Linked DNA regions of Homo sapiens: region 2 is linked to region 1. A link is an interaction called in ENCODE POLR2A ChIA-PET data of the cell type or tissue named here. Cell type or tissue: Panc1. All regions are shown on one strand. Each heading gives the region's core, and the rest is flanking DNA. Links, peaks and the distances in the headings are about the cores only.

What was found. ChIA-PET counts read pairs that join two places held together with the same protein. Peaks named below come from ENCODE experiments on the same cell type or tissue, not always from the same donor. Only the 100,000 strongest peaks of a DNase experiment are listed, where the experiment ranks them.
Region 2: POLR2A ChIA-PET joins it to region 1 with 6 read pairs; 5 of 35 experiments call an interaction of 5 or more read pairs at or near these places.

What each region holds. Positions count from the first base shown.
Region 1 is chr4:70,907,178-70,924,551 of GRCh38, forward strand. All of the region lies in intron 1 of MOB1B (MOB kinase activator 1B), which reads left to right. Among named protein-coding and RNA genes, the nearest start is that of MOB1B, 13 kb to the left of the region's middle. RefSeq lists a silencer at 7,455-7,749. In Panc1, for the core only: no CTCF peak of the experiment used is centred there; no DNase peak of the experiment used is centred there; H3K4me3 peaks cover 1,180 bases; H3K27ac peaks cover 1,321 bases.
Region 2 is chr4:71,116,021-71,121,020 of GRCh38, forward strand. It overlaps a transcript of SLC4A4 not described here. Among named protein-coding and RNA genes, the nearest start is that of SLC4A4, 69 kb to the right of the region's middle. In Panc1, for the core only: no CTCF peak of the experiment used is centred there; no DNase peak of the experiment used is centred there.

The DNA.
Region 1 (17,374 bases), core at 5,090-10,089:
TACTTCTTTTTGCTAAAGGGGCAAAATCACCAACTTGAGGTTGGTGGCCCAATTATTGGCCTGGGGACAGTTGGAACTCAGGTCTCCTGACGTAGGTGTTTTTCCTTCCTGACATTTTGTGCATATAAAAGGCAGGGAAATTGAGGATAAAAGTGAGTTCTAAGTAATCATTCAAAAAGTATATTTCATGTTCTCTTAAGTTTCTAGCATTTTTAAATTATGGGTCTCTTTTGACTAATGGAATTCTGAAAAAAAAAAATTTGACTTGGAAAAGACCAAAGTGTAATTTCCTAATGTAAGGCTACTTATTTGGAACGGAGTTAAAACAAGTACATTTAATTTAACTTTTTCTTGTTAAGAGACAGGGTCACCGAGGACGGTGGTGGCTCATGCCTATAACCCCAGCACTTTGGGAGACTGAGGGGGTGGAACCTTGAGCCCAGGAGTTTGAGAACAGCCTGGGTAACATGGCAGAACCCCCATCTCTACCAAAAAACATTAGCCAGGTGTGGTGGCGCTCAGCTGCTTAGGAGGCTGAAGTGGGTGGATTGCTTGAACCCAGGAGGCAGAAATTGCAGTGAGCCAAGATTGCACCACTGCACTCCAGCCTGGGTGACAGAGTGAGACTCTGTCTTAAAAAATAATTTAAAAAGAGACTGGGTGTTACTGTGTTGCCCGGGCTGTCCTCAAACTTCTAGGCTCAAGCAGTCCTCCCACCTCAACCTCCAGAGTAGCTGGGATTATAGGTGCATGCTACCACGCCTGGCTACAGTTAACTTATAAATGAAAGTCTGTAGGAAAGGTGGTTTGGGAATGTGAATGACTAAACCATGTCTATTTCTTCGTTCTTTCTTTTTTTTTTTTTTGAGATGGAGTCTCGCTTTTTCGCCCAGGCTGGAGTCCAGTGGCGCGATCTCGGCTCACTGCAACCTCCACCTCCCGGGTTCACGCCATTCTCCTGCCTCAGCCTCTCGAGTAGCTGGGACTACAGGCACCCACCACCATGCCCGGCTACTTTTTTTTTGTATTTTTAGTAGAGACAGGGTTTCACCGTGTTAGTCAGGATGGTTTCAATCTCCTGACCTCGTGATCCGCCTGCCTCGGCCTCCCAAAGTGCTGGGATTACAGGCATGAGCCACTGTGCCCGGCCCTCTTTTTTTTTTTTTTTTAAATGTCAACAATGAAAGCTGAACTAGGTGTATTTCTGTATAGGAAGAAACAGATGGATTGGGAAAAGAAGGAAGAAAGGAAGGAAATACTTACTGAGCACTGTGCTACATACCTTCCATTTGTCATTCTTAAGATTAGCAATTTAGGCCGGGCACGGTGGCTCATGCCTGTAATCCCAGTAGTTTGGGAGGCTGAGGCGGGTGGATCACGAGGTCAGGAGTTTGAGACCAGCCTGGCCAACATGGTGAAACCCTGTCTTTACTAAAAATACAAAAAAATTAGTCAGACATGGTGGCATGTGCCTGTAGTCCCAGCTACTCGGGAGGCTGAGGCAGTGGAATTGCTTGAACCCGTGAGGTGGAGGTTGCAGTGAGCCGAGATCATGCCGCTGCACTCCAGCTTGGGCAACACAGTGAGACTTCGTCTTAAAAAAAAAAAAGATTAGCAATTTAGCAGCACTTTGGGAGGCTGAGGCGGGTGGATCATGAGGTCAGGAGTTCAAGACCAGCCTGGGCAACATGGTGAAACCCCGTCTCTACTAAAAATAGAAAAAAGTAGCTGGGCGTAGTGGCGGGCGCCTGTAATCCCAGCTACTCGGGAGGCTGAGGCAGGAAAATTGTTTGAACCTGGGAGGCGGAGGTTGCAGTGAGCCGAGATTGTGCCATTGCACTCTAGTCTGGGCGACAGAGTGAGACTCCATCTCAAAAAAAAAAAAAAAAATTAGCAATTTAGGAAAAGAGACTCATGATAGTGCAATGTTTGTGTCTGTCTCTGTTTCTCTCTAGACTCTTGATGGTGCTATGTTTATATGTGTCTGTCTCTTTCTCTCTAGACTCATGATAGTGCTATGTTTATATGTGTCTATCTCTGTCTCCCTCTGTCTCTCTGTCCCTCACTTCCCCCCAAGCCCCCAAAGCCAGCATTTTGTTTTCAGGCAAATGATTTAACTGATTTTAATGCTTCAGCAGCCTCACCTTTAAAAAAAGTTAATAATTTATAAGAATAATCAAATAGGCCAGGTGTGGTAGCTCATGCCTGTAATCCCAGCACGTTGGGAGGCTGAGGCAGAAGGATGGCTTGAGCCAATTTGAGTTATAGTGAGCTATGCTTGTGCCAGTACACTCTAGCCTGGGCAACTGAGCAAGACCCTGCCTCTAAAAAGAAAACATTAAAAAAAAATAACAATAATAGTTCAATGAGTGTTTACTATGTGCCAGGGACAAAGTGTTTTAAATAGTTCAGTAATTAGCAGGAATCCTATTTTATACATAAGGAAACTAGCACAGAGAGGTTACATAATTTTATCAAAATCATGTGGCCAGTAAATAGTGTAGCTGGAATTTGAGTCCTGGAAGTCTAGGTCCAGAGATCCTGTCTTATACTTCTTTTTTTTTTTTGAGACGGAGTCTTGCTCTGCCACCCAGGCTGGAGTGCAGTGGCTCAATCTTGGTTCACTGCAACTTCCACCTCATGGGTTCAAGCAGTTCTCCCTGCCTCAGCCTCCTGAGTAGCTGGGATTACAGGTGCCCTTCACCATTACAGGTGTCCTCCACCATGCCTGGCTAATTTTTATATATTTAGTAGAGATGGGATTTTCACCATGTTGGCCAGGCTGGTCTCAAACTCCTGACCTCAGGTGCTCCTCCCACCTCGGCCTCCCAAAGTGCTGGGATTACAGGTATGAGCCACCACGCCCGGCCTTTTTTTTTTGGAGACAAAGTCTCACTCTGTCACGCAGACTGCAGTGTAGTGGCGCTATCTTGGCTCACTGCAAACTCTGCCTCCCAGGTTCAAGTGACTGTCCTGCCTCCGCCTGCTGAGTAGCTGGGACTACAGGCGTGTGCCACCATGCCCAGCTAATTTTTGTGTTTTTAGTAGAGATGGGGTTTTGCCGTGTTGGCCAGGCTGGTCTCGAACTCCTGGCCTCAAGCAATCTGCCTGCCTCGGCCTCCCAAAGCGCTGGGATTATAGGTGCTAGCCATTGCGCCCAGCTGATCCTGCCTTATACTATCATCTATAATTAACAAAATTATATCTATATATAGATATATATACACATACACATGCGTGTATATACATATATACACACATATGTATGTATATATGTGTGTATGTATATCTATATATATATTTTTTTCTTAAAGGTGATATTCAAGTGGGCCTTGTTATTAAGGGAAGTCTTATGTTACCAGGCATTATTGTCTCATGATGCTGGGACTCTCTTCTAAGATTCACCAAGAATACACTAGTAGAAGACGAAATAGTAACTTTTAAATTCATATAATATTTAAATATTTTTAACCTTTATCTTTAGTGTAAAAATAATATACATGTTGGAGAAATCACAAAATCATGTTAGGAAAAGGAAGAAAATAAAAATCACTCATAATCACACCTTCAGAGACAACTGTTGTTTGTATTTAGGGATAAAGTTCTGAATCTTTTTTTTTTTGTTTTTTGAGACAGAGCTTTGCTCTGTCACCCAGGTTGGAGTGCAGTGGCATGATCTCAGCTCACTGCAACCTCCGCCTCCTGGATTCAGCGTTTATCCTGCCTCAGCCTCCAGAATAGCTGGGACTACAGGTGCCCGCCACCACGCCTGGCTAATTTTTGTACTTTTAGTATGGATGGGGTTTCACCATATTGGCCAGGCTGTTCTGGAACTCCTGACCTTGTGATCCGCCCGCCTTGGCCTCCCAAAGTGCTGGGATTACAGGCGTGAGCCACCGCGCCCTGCTAACTTCTTCTGAATCTTTTTTATTGCATTTTTGTTTGTATGTATTTAAAAATATACAAATGGATTTCCACCGTGCGTAGACCAGGTTTTTTACTTGTAAATTTTTTTTTGCCAGAGAATAGATTTCTGCAACATCATTTTGAATGGCTGATGACCAAGTATTATCTTACAGTTTTTTATCTGACAACAAAAAAGGATATCAGATATTATATCCTTATAATATATTCTCCACTGTAAGGTTATTTTATTTTTTTCTTTTTGTTATTAAATATATAGAATTTAATATAACATTAAAAAGGATAACATCTTACATATATGTCATATATTATATCCTTATATATAATATATGTTATCCTTTTTAATATGTTGTATTTTTGAGGGAATGTGGGGAGTGGAAGTAAATATGGTCATCTTTTCAGAAAGAACTGTAGTTTTGGGAATTGCAGGACTGACTGGCTTTAGTTTACTTTTATCATGTTTAGAGATAGCTTTTTTTTCCTTTACATACTAGAGTGCAAAATAATTGCCATTTGGTTACTTTTACCATTATTGATTTCTTTCTCTAAGTGTAGTTGCAGTTTTTGTACTTTCGGAGTTTCTGATATATGAAAGCACGTGTCTAATACATGTAGCACTTCCCTAAACTGTGTATTTGATTAGGAGATATTGAGGCAAAATAGCTACATGTTACTTGAAAAATATGAAACAGTTCTACCTGTTAGGAATGTCAAACTGAGTCCTGTAGAGAACTTTAACTCTCCTTTTCTTCCTACGTTTCCATTTTTGTTTTATATTAACCAACTTAAGGCCATCTTTTTTTTTTTTTTTTTGAGACAGGGTCTCATTCTGTCTCCCAGGCTGGAGTGCAAAGGCACTATCTTGACTCACTGCAACCTCTGCCTCCTGGGTTCAAGTGATTCTCCAGCCTCAACCTCCCGAGTAGCTGGGACTACAGTCGCCTACCACCATGCTGAGCTAAGTTTTGTATTTTTAGTAGAGACAGGGTTTCACCATGTAGGCCAGGCTGGTCTTGAACTCCTGGTCTCAAGTGATCTACCTACCTCAGCCTCCCAAAGTGCTGGGATTACAGGCGTGAGCCACCGTGCCCAGCCTTAGGTCCATCTTTTACAACACATTTAATTAAGTATAAGTGTAGCTGTGAAGTAACATTCTTTTACAGAAGTGATTTTTAAATTAAATTTTTTTTTTTTTTGAGATGGAGTCTCACTCTGTCTCCCAGGCTGGAGTGCAGTGGTGCGATCTCTGCTCACTGCATTCTCTGCCTCCTGGGTTCAAGTAATTCACCTGCTTCAGCCTCCCAAGTAGCTGGGATTACAGGTGCCCGCCACCACACCCAGCTAATTTTTATATTCTTAGTAGAGATGGGGTTTCACCATGTTGACCAGGCTGGTCTCAACTTTGTCTTCAGGTGATCCACCGGCCTCAGCCTCCTAAAGTGCTGAGATTACAGGTGTGAGCCACCACGCCCGGCCTTAAATTTAATTTTGAAACATTTTTCAACTTCCAGGAAAGTTGCAAAGAACAGTGCAAAGAACTTCCACATATTCCTTATCCAGAAACCCCATTGAGTTTCATCTGTTGCTTTAACAATGTAATCTTCGACAAAAGGATCCAGTCATGAATCATGTATTGCATCCACTTATGTCTGTAGTGTTTTTCTTTTTTCTTTTCTTCTCACAGAGTCTTGCTCTGTTGCCGAGGCTGCAGTGCAGTGGCCCGATCTCGACTCACTGCAGCCTCGACTTCCTAGGCTCAAGGGATCCTCCCATCTCAGCCTCCTGAGTAGCTGGGACTACAAGCATGTTCTACCACACCCGGCTAATCATTTTTTTGTGGAGATAGGGTTTCACCGTATTGCCCAGGCAGGTCTTGAACTTCTGGGCTCAAGCAATTTGCCCGGCCTTGGCCTCCCAAAGTGCCGGCATTACAGGTGTGAGCCACCGGGCCCAGCCTGTGTTTTTCAAACTGAAATAGTTTGTCAGTCTTTCCTTGACTTTTATGACCTTTACATTTTTGAGGATTACAGGCCATTTTGTAGAACATTCCTCGCTTTGGGTTTCTCTGATGTTTCCTTGTGCATTTGAGTTACGCATTTGAGGCAGGAATATCACAGAAGCCATGTATGTTTTTCTTTTCTTATGTACGTTTGTATGGGTATGTATGTATGTATGTATGTATGTATGTATGTATGTATGTATCTATGTATTTTTTGGGATAGTCTCACTCTGTTGCCCAGGCTGGAATGCTGTGGTGTGACTGTGGCTCACTGTAACCTCTACCTCCCAGGCTCAAGCAATCCTCCAACCTCAGCCTCCCAAGTAGCAGGGACCACAGGCATGTGTCGCCACACCCCGCTAATTTTTAAATTTTTTGTAGAGACAGCCCACATTGCCAGGGCTGGTCTGAAAATCCTGGGCTCGAGCAATCCTCCTGCCTTGGCCTCCCGAAGTGCTGGGATTCTAGGTGTGCGCCACCGTGCCCAGGTGATGTGCATTTTTCTTACTGCATCTTATCAGATGCATATAGTGTCTATTTGTCCATTATTGGTGGTGTTAACTTTGATCCTTTGATTAATGTGTTTGCCAGGATTCTCCACTGTAAGGTTATTATTATTTTTTGTTATTAATATTTTATAGGGAGATATTTTGGTAGTATGTAGCTCTCCCATTCCTCATTCTGTTTTCACCCACTAGTTTTAGTGTTCGTTGATATTTCTTGTCTAAATTGTTACTATGATGATTGCCAAAGTGCTAATTCTGTCATTGCTTCTAAATTTATTAGTTGGCAATTTTACTGTAAGGAGGAATTTACTCTTTTTTTTTTTAATACCAATGTGTGCTGTGATCTGCATGTTTGTATCCCTGTAAAATTCATATGTTGAAAGTGATCACCAAGGTGATGGTATTAGAAGATAGAGCCTTTGGGTGGTGAAGAGATCTTGAGGGTAGAGCCCTCAATAATGGTATTAGTGCCCTGATAAAGATGCCTGAGGGAACATGTTAGCCTCTTTGCCCTTCTACCATGTGAGGACACATAGGAGGCGCCATTTACGAGGGCTTCACCAGACATCAAATCTGCTGGTGACTTGATCTTGAACTATACAGGCTCTTTAACTGTGAGCAATAAATTTCTGTTGTTTATAAATTATGCAGTCTGAGGTACTTTGTTGTAACAGCCTAAAGTGACTAAGGCAGTGTGGATATAAGGATTCCCATGTTCTTCAGTGAGTTGGCTTCTGTGTCTCTTTGACTTGTTCCCATCCTCATTTGAACACTTCCTTACTTCCTGGCACAACAAAATATTTTTTTATCTTACACTTTTTCTGCCCCAGTCCAGGAGATAGACATTTATCTGAGGACGTTGGTTCTGCTCAGTGGAGAACAGTATTTAGAAACCAAAATCTAGGTGTAGGTATGCTGATTACAGATGTGTTGCTGCTCCCAGGCACTCTCATTGGACAGTACTAAAAAATACATTCATTTATATCCATATATTTTTAGCTATATCTATCTGTGTATATTAAACGAGTTCACATCACTACCTTCAGTTGCAAGTCAGTGGCACAGGGTTCATTCTAGCCTTCTCCTTTCCTATGTTTTTCTTTGTTGTTGGTAAGAAACCTGACTTTTGTCATTCTCAGGTAGTTGTTTGCTCTGTCCCTGTACTACAGCTGTTCTCTTGACCCTGTCTGGCCACCCTCTCTGGCCTGGGCCCAAGCTGTTGTACAGTCGCGGTTACTGCCCCACCTCCTCTCCTTGGGGCTGTGTGGGCCCCTCCTGTAGCATATAAAGGATGAAAGCAGTCTGAGATTCAGCTGTGTGTGGTACATGTGTGACAGTAATGTGTTTTTTTCCTATGAATCCTATGTTTAGGATCAATACTTCAGAAATGTTGGGAGGATTAGAGATACTGAATGTAGAAGACTTAGCTCAATCGATTGGACTTATGTGCGACAGTGATACTTCGGTTATTATCATTATCTTAACAATGATGATTGCTAGCAGCTGTTATTTTTTATAAACCACTTAGGATTATTTAAATTGTAGCCAATTTCTATCGGTTTGTTATGGTATGTGTTAGTGCTATTTTGATATTCTGTGGTTAGAACTTGAAAGCAGGAGTTGAAGGTAAACAAGCATTATTTGGGTAATAGTGTCATCGGTGGAGGGTGTCCAGGTTCTTGACATCTTGAACAAAGAATTGGACAAAATGCACAGACAAAACAAGGAAGGAATGACGGGATTTATTGAAAATGAAAGTACACTCCACAGTGTGGGAGCAGGCCCGAGCATAGGGGCTCAAGAGCCCCGTTACAGAATTTTGAGGAGTTTAAATACCTTCTAGAGGATTCCATTAGTTACTTCGAGTATGCCCTATGTAAGGGAGGTTAAATACTTTCTAGAGGATTCCATTAGTTACTTCAGGTACGCCCTATATAAATGGAGAGAATGAAGTAAAGTTATAGTCATTTACTTGGCCTCTGCCCCATGGAGAGGATATTTCCTGTCATAGCTGAAGTGTGAGTTGGCCTTATGTTCCGTGCCTTCAGGCCCTATTTTCCTACCTCATCTGCCCCTGAGAGATGTGACCCTGAGAAATCTTTATGGGCGGCAGAGGGGGACCGTTGGTCTTTTTTTTTTTTCTGTAGCTTGTTTCATGCTGGCTTGAGGCATAGTCCCTACCTATTGGGGATCGTGGAACTGTCTCCCTGCTCTGTCTAGTGGAAGCAGGGTAGCTCCTTGATGGCCAGGGGTGGTGTCTTCACCTGGAACTGGCTGGAACCTTTGTTGCCTGATCATCTTAAGTTTGATGGTCTCTAGGCGAGAGGAAATGAATTGGATTAAAATATTTAATGGGGGCTTCAGAGGGTGGGTACCTATGCTGTCAGGAATGTTTGTTACAGAGTTTGCAGGCGATAAAACAAAACCTGGTCTATTCTAGGATCTACATGTTTCCTTAAAGCCTTAGCATGAACGACTCCATTTTAGTTTGGTTTGGTCTCTTGGGGCCTAGTGCATGAGATTAGTCCAAAACGATGGCCTCCCAGAATTTTGTTTAAAAAATTCCCCCTTTTTGGTCAGGTTCTCACTTAGGTGAGAGTGTGACCAAAATTTAGGGCCTTAGTATCACTCTCAGTTACCATTATTTTGGGTTTCTGGTCTCAGCACGTCATTCATAGGTTACGGTGTCCTCATGGTCACACATTTCTTTCAGCTCTTGTCATTTCAGTTGAAGAGAGACCATATGACATTCTAGAGATGGCTGCATGCAAGCATTTAAAACCTTTGAGAGAATACAGTGCACGAGAGAGACTATTATTATGACTATTTGGGAGGGTAATACCAAGAGTTGCTTACCCAAGGTCCCCGTAAAACAAACCTCCTAAATTCAAATAGAACAAAGAATGAGCTAAAGATTTTACTCACTTGCCTAGGCAATTTCTTTGTTAATCCCCTGCCACTGAATATCTTTTTTTTTTTGAGACAGAGTCTTGCTATCTTGCCCAGGCTAGAGTGCAATGGCATGATCTTAGCTCACTGCAACCTCTGCCTCCCGGGTTCAAGCAATTCTCCTCCCTCAGCCTCCCAAGTAGCTGGGATTACAGGCATGTGCCACCATGCCCAGTTAAGTTTTTGTATTTTTAGTAGAGACGGGGTTTCACCATGTTGGCTAGCCTCGTCTCGAACTCCTGACCTGAGGTAATCCACCCACCTCGACCTCTCAAACTGCTGGGATTACAGGCATGAGCCACTGCGCCTGGCCTACCACTGAATTTCTATAATCTTCATTGGATGTATTTCTCTATAGGCCACAAGTAGCAGCAGCTGTTCACATACTTCTCTGTTCAGCCAATTCCATTATAACTTTCACAGGAGAATTTAAAGTCTGTTGTGTAACAGTAGCTTTTACAGTAGAATTTGCTATAGAGTGTATTATGAGGGATACATTTCTAACACTACTTCTTTTACTTTTAACCTTGGAAAAAGGACCTAACAAATGATGCCCTTTTAGAACAGTGAAGGCCTCCTGGCAGTGTTCTCTTTAACCCATGATATGGGTTAAGAGTAGTGAACCAGTGTTTTGTTTTTGACTGATTATGAGGCAACGTATGTACCATTAAGGTTTCTTACCTACATTGGGTCTTCATCTTTTATCTATGGAAGTATAAGGCTGGCTGCAAACTCCTTCAAAAATAAAAGTACACCCCATTAGTGCACATAACAGACTCCTTTTCCATTATAAGCAAGAAAAACATTCAAAGATAAGAGTTTCATGATAGTAGAAGTTTTAATCTCTGAACTTGGGGAAAAACTGTTCACATCAAGGACGTCATCTTTTTCTTGGGAGAAATTTCCTTGGTTAGCTTTACCTCAAGGATTCAAATGGGTGCACAGTTCCAAAAGTATGGAGAGAGCCCTCTCAGTTGTGAGATTATGAACCCAAAGTTCAAGGTCCCGAAGTTTTGTTGTAGTGTGGATGGGAAGGACAGTCTTTCTCTGACGTTCTCAGAAGATCCAAACCATAAAAAACTGTCTTTACCTGGTAAAAATACACTGTAGTATAATAATCTACTGTTTTAGCATCAGCCCTCTTGCATGGGAAAGCTTTTATACAACCAGAAAACATGCATTGAAAATAACAATTTAATAAAATCCCTTTATAAAATGTTTAAATGGCCCATCAGGTCACCAAATGTATGTGAAGCTTTAATTATTTTCCCAGGAATGTGGGATCAAGCATTGATGATAAACTATCTTAAACAGTTTCAGTATCAGTTGGTTTAAAATGAAAATTGGACAAAGTATTTTCTTGATATTTAATTTTTTTTGGTTTTACTTGGGTTAGTAGCTTTATACAAGGAAATTTGGTTATTTCTATGGTTTACAATAACTTAATAACCAAACTTAGACATTGGGATTTTAGAAATCCCATACAATTTTGGAACATACATTATCCACAAAAATATATCCTAAAGAAGATTGAACATAATTTTGGCAATCCCATGTACCTAAACATGTCAGATAATCCTGTTTACCTTTTTTCTAGATGTTTTCAGGGGCCCTCTGATCCATCCACAAAGCCAGGCATTAGAAAAGACAATTTTGGGATGGCTGGGTCAAATGGTATTTCTAGTTCTAGATCCCTGAGGAATCGCCACACTGACTTCCACAATGGTTGAACTAGTTTACAGTCCCACCAACAGTGTAAAAGTGTTCCTATTTCTCCACATCCTCTCCAGCACCTGTTGTTTCCTGACTTTTTAATGATTGCCATTCTAACTGGTGTGAGATGGTATCTCATTGTGGTTTTGATTTGCATTTCTCTGATGGCCAGTGATGGTGAGCATTTTTTCATGTGTTTTTTGGCTGCATAAATGTCTTCTTTTGAGAAGTGCCTGTTCATGTCCTTTGCCCACTTTTTGATGGGGTTGTTTGTTTTTTTCTTGTAAATTTGTTTGAGTTCATTGTAGATTCTGGATATTAGCCCTTTGTCAGATGAGTAGGTTGCGAAAATTTTCTCCCATTTTGTAGGTTGCCTGTTCACTCTGATGGTAGTTTTCTTTTGCTGTGCAGAAGCTCTTTAGTTTAATTAGATCCCATTTGTCAATTTTGTCTTTTGTTGCCATTGCTTTTGGTGTTTTAGACATGAAGTCCTTGCCCATGCCTGTGTCCTGAATGGTAATGCCTAGGTTTTCTTCTAGGGTTTTTATACCCAAAGGACTATAAATCATGCTGCTATAAAGACACATGCACACGTATGTTTATTGCGGCACTATTCACAATAGCAAAGACTTGGAACCAACCCAAATGTCCAACGATAGACTGGATTAAGAAAATGTGGCACATATACACCATGGAATACTATGCAGCCATAAAAAATGATGAGTTCATGTCCTTTGTAGGGACATGGATGAAATTGGAAATCATCATTCTCAGTAAACTATCGCAAGAACAAAAAACCAAACACTGCATATTCTCACTCATAGGTGGGAATTGAACAATGAGAACACATGGACACAGGAAGGGGAACATCACACTCTGGGGACTGTTGTGGGGTGGGGGGAGCGGGGAGGGATAGCATTAGGAGATATACCTAATGCTAGATGACGAGTTAGTGGGTGCAGTGCACCAGCATGGCACATGTATACATAAGTAACAAACCTGCATATTGTGCACATGTACCCTAAAACTTAAAGTGTAATAATAATTAAAAAAAAAAAAAGACAATTTTGAAACTGAAGTTTGATTTTGGAATTCCAGATTCCCGTAAATTATTTATTTTGCCAGAATGATGACTCAGAAATTTTAAAGAAGTAAAAACCTTTTATAACCTTTTACCAAAAAAACCTCACATTCTACTGTTCTTACACACATTGTATGTAAGACTGTTTCTTTTTTTGTTGTTGTTTTGAGATGGAGTCTTGCTCTGTTGCCCAGGCTGGAGTGCAGTGGCGCTATCTCGGCTCACTGCAACCTCTGCCTCCCGGGTTCAAGTGACTCTCCTCCCTCAGGCTCCCAGGTAGCCAGGACTACAGGCGCGCACCACCATGCCAGGCTAATTTTTGTAGTTTTAGTAGAGACAGGGTTTCCCCATGTTGGCCAGGCTGGTCTGGAACTCCTGACCTCAGGTGATCAGCCCGCCTCGGCCTCCCACAGTGTTGGGATTACAGGCGTGAGCCACCACACCCAGCTGTAAAACTGTTTCTAGTAGTCTTAATTGCATGTTATAATGGCAACTCTTAGAAATTTTAATTTTGATGTAAAACCTGGTGAGTTATGTTCAATAAGGTTTGATGTATAGTCATGACTCCACATGTCCCCAGGCCTTACCTAGCTGGAAAGCAGGCAAGTTAAACAATTTTCAAAAGCCAAAGAAACAGCTTATGACCCTAAAGCAAATATTTGAACATAATTTAATTACATATTATGTTATACATAATTATACATAACATAATATGTAACCACATATTTACATTTTGAAGACATATTTTACCAATTATCTTTAAAACTATCCTTATTTCCCAGAAATTACTCAAGTCACATGAACTAGATAAAAGACATTACACTTTTCACTTTTCTGACAAAATATTTGATTTAAGCTCCTCTTCCTCTTCCTCCTCCTCCTCTTCCTCTTCCTCTCCTCCTCCTTCTCATTCTCCTTCTCCTTCTCCTTCAACAGTCTCACTCTCCGCTCACTGCACCTCTGCCTCCTGGGTTCATGTGATCTCCTGCCTCAGCCTCCCAAGTAACTGGGATTACAGGCGTGCCCCGCCATGCCTGGCTAATTTTTGTATTTTTAGTAGAGATGGGGTTTTACCATGTTGGCCAGGCTGGTCTCGTACTCCTGACCTCAGGTGATCTGCCTGCCTCGGCCTCCTAAAGTGCTAGGATTACAGGCATGAGCCACTGAACCTGGCTTCTTATTATTACAGCAATTAATTTAAAACTTTATGGAGGAGATAAACAGTGACTTTTACTTTATATTTAACTAGTTTGCACAGAGAAAGAAGCCAGATATAGACTGGTAAGAAATTCTTACCCTTTTGCCAGCATGCCAGTTTTCTGGGTTCTCTCTCTCTGAGTGATCCTAGTGACCCTGCTTGACTGTATGCAGACAAACACATTGCCATGAATTAAGAATACTCACAAATAGTTTACAGATTTTTGGGGGAAATTAGGCAGAGAAAGAGAAGTATGATTCAAATTCTATTTACAAGAATATACTCAACACAGTTAAAGTATCAGGAGGCCTAAAATCCAAAAAGTTAGCTTAAGGATGAAAAGCTGGTGTGCTCCATTAATCTCTACTGATAAAGGTAGTTTAGGAATTCCAGATAAATGGAACAAATGATGACTTGCTAGAAATGCATCAGAAACAAAATAACCATTCGCGGAACCAAGTAAAAGCCTTCCACTAGGAACTAAAAAATATCATGGTTTTTTATATATATGCATACACAAGCAAAGCCAGAGGAGAATAAACAGCAAATGAATGAAAACTAGAAGCAAAAACAAACAGGAAACCAACCCTAAATTTTCCTATTTAATTTACCCTGGAGGCTACAGTGTTACCTAGGGCCCCAGAAAACTCACATAATGAATATTTTATTCCTGATACACAATTTAATATCCTTTAGTTTACCAGTACTATTATACATTCTATGCAGTCAAGAAATCCACTTTAGGCACATGACCAGTAAGTACTCCAGTGCCAGCACTATCTATGCAAAACAGTAAACATAATGTGAAGCAATGCAGGCATGTGTGTGAAATTTGGCTCCACAGTAAATCCAGCTTCATGCTTAACTATATTAAAAAAAGAATTGCCAAACTGCTGATGGATTTCTTTCTTTCTTTTCTTCTCTCTTCTCTTCTCTCCCCTCCCCTCCCCTCCCCTCCCCTCCCCTTCCCTTTTCCTGAGATGGAGTATTGCTCTGTCACCCAGGCTGGAGTGCAGTGGTGCGATCTCAGCTCACTGCAAGCTGAGTGAGCTTGCAGTTCAAGCAATTCTCTTGCCTCAGGCTCCCCAGTAGCTGGGATTACAGGCATGTGCCGCTATGCCCAGCTAATTTTTGTATTTTTAGTAGAGATGGGGTTTCACCGTGTTGGCCAGGTTGATCTCGAACTCCTGACCTCATGATTCACCCACCTTGGCCTCCCAAAGTGCTGGGATTACAGGCGTGAGCCACCGTGCCTGGCCCGCATTTCTTTACAATACTTCTTATTTTACTTTAATCAAGGCTAGGAGCTTTGAATATGAAAGTGTTAATTAGCCTTATGTCTTCAATTCTCTATCGGGTTTTAAAGAATATTTTATTATTTAAACTTTTCCCACATCTTTCTCCCCTACTTAATGACTCCTTACTACATTGTTTCATAAATAACCTTTTAAATCTGTAATTTGAACTGACTTTTAGATAACTTCTGAATTAGACAAAATTATTCTTTCTTCCACTAATAACATAATCCTTTCTGGCACATTTTGTATACAGAATTACGTGTTAACTAAAATTCTTATCCTTAGTAACCTAAAACTTTAGTGAAACCCTAAAAAGCAAGAAATCCTGAACTATCAGATATGGGCATTTATAGATAAGAACAATTCCACAATTTTAGAAACATATTTCCCCATATCACAACCATTTCTTAGTTGAAGATGACCCAGATATTAAATGAGCATCGAAAATAACTTTAAGATTTTAATTTACACAAAAAGTTTACCTAAAACATTTATCCCATTTGCTGTACTTAATTTTTACTTTTAACAAGGGAGACACGAGACATCAACCAACACATGTAAAATAAACATTGGTTCGTTCCAGAAAGGCAGGACAATTCGAGGTGGGGAGGGGGCTTGGGGGCTTTCAGATCATAGGTAGGTGGGAGACAAACGGTTACATTCTTTTGAGTTTCTGATTAGTCCTTCCAAAGGAAGCAATCAGATGTGCATTTATCTCAGTGAGACTTTGAATAGAATGAGAGGCAGGCCCGAATTAACACTGACATTTAAAAATACCTAGCAAAGACAAACATAAAATTCAGACAAAATGTATGCTGACAATTCTGAAGGCATTTCTATTTTTATTCCACCTATAATTTTGAAGCTAATTTGTTTAGTAGAGTTATACTTCTAAGTCACGTGAACTTGAAAATTGCTTAGACTTAATTTATGAGCACTCTTACTTATAAGCCAATTTTGGTAGACACAACATGTAACAATAAGTGTACATACGAATAAATACATCTAGACATCTATACACACACACAAACGAAGATCCAATTGCTTGGAACCTTAGCCATGAGGTAGCAATACAAGCTTGCCAGTTTTACTTTGCCCCAATAGATAATCCAATGAAGGCTGTGAACCAAAATTTTGGGTAAAGCAGTCTCCATGGCAGTTTGATTATTAAAGGCCAAACCTCCCCAGACTCTGAAGAGCACTGGGGCCAAACAGTACCAAAGGAGAACGTCACATTAATCAGGCCCCCTGCTTAGAACCGCAGCACAAAAGCCTGGATACATGCAACGCCATCCCATTTTCCCATTAAACAGTAAGCTCCAGATTCCAAACAATTTTGGGGCCAAGCAGCGTTACAACTGCGGGAGAATTCTGAGGAGGGCTCAGAACTTCTAGACCTCAGAACCTCTGCAAGAGCATCCTCTTTGGGGAGGCTGAGGTCCACAGGATCCCCCAGAGCATCCTCCTATGGGGTCCAGTCTTAGTGTGTCACATGTCTCTGATGTCTCTGACCTTAGGTGGGCACCGGTGCCACATGCGTAGAGACGAAGTTTTGCCATGTTTCCCAGGCTGGTCTCCAACTCCTGGGCTCAAGCGAACTGCCCGCCTCAGACTCCCAAAGTGCTGGGATTATAGGCATGAGCTACCTTGCCTAGTCAAATTTTCTTTTATTGCTACCCTTGTATCTGTCTGCCTAAGTCTTTTTGTTGTTCTCAAATTGAAATTTGATGATAATAGTTTAGTAGTTATAGTATTATAGTATTGGGCATTAGGAGGAATATTTTTTATGTAAATCTTCTTTTGTAGAAATAGGTAACAGTAGGGCCGGGTGCGGTGGCTCAAGCCTGTAATCCCAGCACTCTTGGAGGCCAAGGCGGGCGGATCACAAGATCAGGAGAAAGAGACCATCCTGGCTAACTCGATGAAACCCCCTCTCTACTAAAAATACAAAAAAATGAGCTGGGCCTGGTCGTGGGCGCCTGTAGTCCCACCTACTCAGGCTGAGGCAGGAGAATGGCATGAACCTGGGAGACAGAGCTTGCAGTGAGCCGAGATCGCACCACTGCACTCCAGCCTGGGCAACAGAGTGAGACTCAAAAAAAAAAAAAAAAATTAGACTCAAAAAAAAAAAAAGAAATAGGTAACAGTATAACTTAGTGGAAATGTATAACTCTGTAAATAAAGAGTAATTTAGTAGAAACAATGGGGGAAAGGTATTTTAAGGCAACTTTTTCTGGTGTTTGGGATCATGTTTCAAACAGATGAGCAACAGCATAACCCTCCTGCTGTTTAGAGAATCCATTTGTTTGCTGGAGCTCTGTAGTGTTAGATTTAACTACTGAAATAGCTCTTTGTTTAAAAACTCCCTGTGGTTATAGTTTTTGCTCACATATGCCTGGTTGCATTCTCACTAACCCTTCTCCATACCTGCCAAATATTCAGCTGTCTTATTTTCAACTCTTAGGAATTGTACTTTTGAGTCAGTGAACAGCAGACCAATTCACAGCAATATTTTGAGGTCTGCTGCAGTGACTTTGACTCTTCAGCCCTTTAAGTCCCAAAGTGGCTTAGACTCTTTAGCCCTTTAATCTTCATCAGTGTTTCATTTGGAAAATAGCAAGCCATCAAGAACCAACTATTTTTTTTTTAAATTATACTTTAAGTTCTAGGGTACACGAGCACAACGTGCAGTTTTGATACATAGGT
Region 2 (5,000 bases), core at 1-5,000, 200 kb after region 1:
AGTAGCTGGGTCTACAGGCACACACCACGACGCCTGGCTAATTTTTGTATTTTTAGTAGAGATGGGGTTTGACCACGTTGGTCAGGCTGGTCTTGAATTCCTGACCTCACGTGGTCCACTGCCTTGGCCTCCCAAAGTGCTGGGATTATAGGTGTGGGCCACTGCGCCCGGCCTATTCAACATACATTCTATTAATAAACCAAACAATCCCAGTATTTGGTATCTTGATTAACTCATGTATATTTAGGAAAGCAAAATGTACTTCGTAGCTTATGTAGTTTGTCAACACGTTTAAGTCCAGTTGGAGATTGTTTTTGTTTGCTTTTATTATTATTGTTAAACTAATTTTCTGTTTCAAGTAATATACCTAGCTTAGAATTTTCTACCTTTAATACAAAACGAGTCAACACATAGCTCCTGCACACCTACAGCCACACAATGCTTAAATTTTGGAATTCTGTAATCATTTTCTGTGCATCTTCTTTCTAAGCCACACTAAATATTGCTTTACTTCAATTAGATTAAGGAGAAAAAATAGAGATCAGAAGGTAGACAATAGCTGGTTTTCATTGTAAGGAAGCTGGTTAATTACCTGGGTTAATGTGAGGAAGGTGTTTGAGTGTGTATTAAGAATGCCTGTTGGCCGGACGTGGTGGCTCACGCCTGTAATCCCAGCACTTTGGGAGGCTGAGGTGGGTGGATCACCTGAGGTTGCGAGTTCGAGACCAGCCTGACCAACATGGAGAAATCCTGTCTCTACAAAAAATACAAAATTAGTTGGGCATGATGGCACATGCCTGTAATCCCAGCTACTGAGGAGGCTGAGGCAGAAGAATGGCTTGAACCCGGGAGGCGGAGGTTGCGGTGAGCCAAGACTGAGCCATTGCACTCCAGCCTGGGCAACAAGAGCGAAACTCCATCTCAAAAAAAAAAAAAAATGCTTGTAAAAATTGTTTATTTATTTATTTATTTTTGAGACAGGGTCTCACTCTATTGTCCAGGCTTGAGTACAGTGGCGTGACCATGGCTCACTAAAGCCCCAACCTCTTGGGCCCAAGTGATCCTTTCACCTCAGCCTCCCAAGCAGCTGGGCCTACAGGTGTGCACCACCGTGAGTGGCTAATTTATTTTTTATCTTTAATTTAGGGAAAGAATTTTGCTATGTTGTGCAGGCGGATCTCGAAATCCAGGCTGAAGCAATCCTCTTGCCTTGGCCTCCTAAAGTGCTGGGATGATAGGTGTGAGCCACCACATCCCACCAAAAATGTTTTAAATATAAACATAGTCCTGTAATGAAAGGAGTTGGAAGTTTATCTTAGAAGGTCTCTGAAAACAGGAAAAATTCTCAGAAATATAGATGGCTTGTGAATGATTCTGTCCTGTGCTTGAAATAAAAAATATAGGTAGAGATTGTTTGTTTGTTTTAACGGTAAATTTTAAAATTCTGAAAGAAAAAAAGAAACAATGCATCAGATTGTGCTATTTTTTATAGAGGTTTAAAATGACCTAGTGAAACATGTGGCTGATTGAAACATGTTCATCTCTCTTTCCTCTAGAGACTTCTCTAAAATGAAAGTAAAGAATAAAAACTCTTTATAGTCACAATGTCAAAGAGAAGAAAATAAAAGCCATTATCTTTTGGGAGATTTTCCACATTATCAATCTGGCATAATGATTTATCTTTCTAAGGGTGAACTGCTGACCCTTCCAAGATGGAAAGGGTTCTCTCCCTCTCTCTCTACATATATATAGTCAATTATATTGTAGTTCAAGGTATTTTATAATTTCCATTGTGATTCCTTCTTTGTCCTATGCAAAATCCATAAGTTTATTTCTTAGTTTTAAAATACATTTTCTTTTTTTTTTTTTTTTTGAGACGGAGTTTCACTCTTGTTGCCCAGGCTGGAGTGTGGTGGTGCTATCTTGCCTCACTGTAACCTCCACCTCTCAGGTTCGAGTGATTCTCCTGCCTCAGCCTCCCAAGTAGCTGGGATTACAGGCATGCGCCACCACGCCTGGCTAATTTTGTATTTTTAGCAGAGATGGGGTTTCTCTATGTTGGTCAGGCTGGTCTCGAACTCCCGACCTCAGGTGATCTGCCCACCTAGGGCCTCCCACAGTGCTGGGATTACAGACATGAGCCACCATGCCTGGCCTTTTAAATACATTTTCTAGTTATCTTTTTCTTATTGCTTTTTTACCTTAACTGCATTTGGATATCATATACTCTATTTCTATTTTTTAGTGGTTTCCCTGAAAATTCCAACATAAGTATTTAATTTATCAAAGCTTAAAATAAATCAACACCTTTATCCTTTTCTTCGATAATACAAGGTCCTGGGGATACCTTAACCTCATATACCTCACTTTCATCTTACATGATATTTTTGGCATGAATTGATTGACCACAGGGTATTACTATTGTTATATTATGCAGATAATGTTTATTTAGATTTATGTACTTATCACTTTATTTTGCTTTTTATTTTTTTCTGTCTTCTTTCATTCTATCTGGGAGTACTTTCCCTTTGCCTCAAATATACCCTTTAAAATTTCCTTTACTTGAAGGTCTATTTGTAGTAAAATGCTCCTATTTTTGCTTTTCTGGAAATATCTTTATTTGCCTTTATCTTTGACAGATTATTTGATGTAGAATTCTAGTTGTTAAATATTTTAGTATATTAAGGATATTATTTAATAAATTCTGATTTCTTCTTCATTTAAAGAAGTCCTTGTTACTTTATATTCACACTCTGTAACTGCACAGGACTTCAGAGGAGGGAGATATGGGAAAGCTTTATATTGTAATTTGGTTTTTATTTGTTACAGGGAAATAGACCAGATATGGTTGGGAGAGCAGACAGTGACTTTCAGGGAGGTGGAATGATTCATGCAAAATGAGAGTGGGGCACAGAGGACTCTTAGGACTGTAAAACCATTATATCTGCTACTCTAATAGTGGATACATGTCATTATGCATTTGTCTAAACCCATAGCAAGCATAACACCAAAAGTGAACTCTAATGTAAACTATGGAATCTGGGCGATAATGATGTGTCAATGTAGGTTCATCAAGTGTAAAAAATGTACCACTCTGGTATGGGTTGCTGATAGTGGAAAGGCTACTATCATGTGTTGGTGCAGGGAGTATATCGGAGCCCCCTGTACTTTCAACTTTGCGGTGAAAATAAAGTTGCCCTAAAACATAGTCTATTAAGAAATATATCCCACTATTTTCTGGCTTCCAGTGTTTTCTGTTGAGAAGTTAACTGTCAGCCTATTACTCATTTGTATTTAATCTCCTTTTTATCTATGAGTGCACTTATGCTTTTTTATTGTTGTAGTTGGGGGTTTTACAGTTTCTTTTTCCTTTTTTTTAGTGTTGGGGTTTTTCTCTGTTGTTCAGGCTGGAGTGCAGTGGCACAATCATGGCTCACGGCAGCCTCAAACTCCTAGGTTCAAATGATCCTCCCACCTCAGCCTCCCAAGTTGCTGGGACTACAGGTGTGTGCCACCATGGTCACCTGGCTAAGTTTAATTCTTTTTTTTTAAGACATAGGATCTTGCTATGTTATCCAGGCTGCACAGTATCATCATGATGTGTATCAGTTTGAATTTTTAAAAATTTATTCTATTTGGGATTCATTTGGCTTGAATCTGGCTTGAAATCTTTCATTAGTACTGGGAAGCTGTTACTTCGATATTGCTTCTACATCTTTCTCTTTTTTCTCCTTATGGAACTTCAATTAAATCAATAAAGTGAGACAAGCTCACTTGATTCTCCATGTCTCTCAAACGCTGTAGTATGTTTAGTCTGTCTTTATATTGTGCATTTCTTGATCATTACTTCTGATGAACTCTGTCTTCAGTCATGTCTAATCTGCTATTAAACTGGTTTGTTGAGCTTTCCATTTTATTTTGTTTTTAGAAGTTGTTTCTTTCAAATTTTTGTTATGTCACTTTGTGTATTTTCCTCTTTCCTGAAGATATTTGCAAGCTTGTCTTTTATGTTTTTAAACATAGTGAATTTTTTTATCTCTGTGTCTGATAATATTGGAAGGTTTTGAACTCGGTTCTTATGCTTGTGGTTTCTACTGTTTCCCTCTCATGGAGCTTTTCTTTTTCTTGTGTCCTTTGATTGTGGATTGTTTATATTAAAAGTTTATTTATACAAATATAAATTGAGGTGCAAAATTAAGGTGCCGCCTCTAGAGAAGTTTTGTATTGCTTCTGTCAGGCAGCAGCAAGTACCAGTCTGGGATTACGGCTTAACCATGATCATGGTTCCAGGTTTCTTGTTCCACCAGGGTGATAATGCTTCACTGTTTTCTGAAGTTACAGTCCTTTGGAACTCCAGCTTACTGAGGAGAGCTTTTCCTAGTAGAATCTCCACAGTGTGTGGGCCTTGCGCTTTGATTTTATTCTCCTGGGCTGCCAGATGCCATCAGGGAAATCCTGCTTCTGTGCTGGCTTTTCCCTCTAGTCTCTACTTTTCCTTCAGTTTTGGCCTGGTAATCGCTTTATATCTTGGGATCTTTTTGATGCTTTAAAAAATATTGAAAAATAGCCAGATGCGGTGGCTTATGCCTGTAATCCCAGCACTTTGGGAGGCCGAGGTGGGAGGATCTCCTGAGGTCAGAAGTTCGAGACCAGCCTGGTCAACATGGTGAAACCCCATCTCTAATAAAAATACAAAAATTAGCCAGGCGTGGTGGCGGGTGCCTGTAATCCCAGTGAGAGGTGACAGCATGCTGGCAGCCCTCACTCACTCTTGGCACCTCCTCGGCCTCTGTGCCCACTCTGGCTGCACTTGAGGAGCCCTTCAGCCCACCACTGCACTGTGGGAGCCCCTCTCTGGGCTGGTCGAGGCCGGAGCCGGCTCCCTCTGCTTGCGGGGAGGTGTGGAGGGAGAGGCGCCGGCAGGAACCAGGGCAGCACGCCGCCCTCGCGGGCCAGCACGAGTTCCGGGTGGGCACGCGCTCGGTAGGTCCCGCACTTGG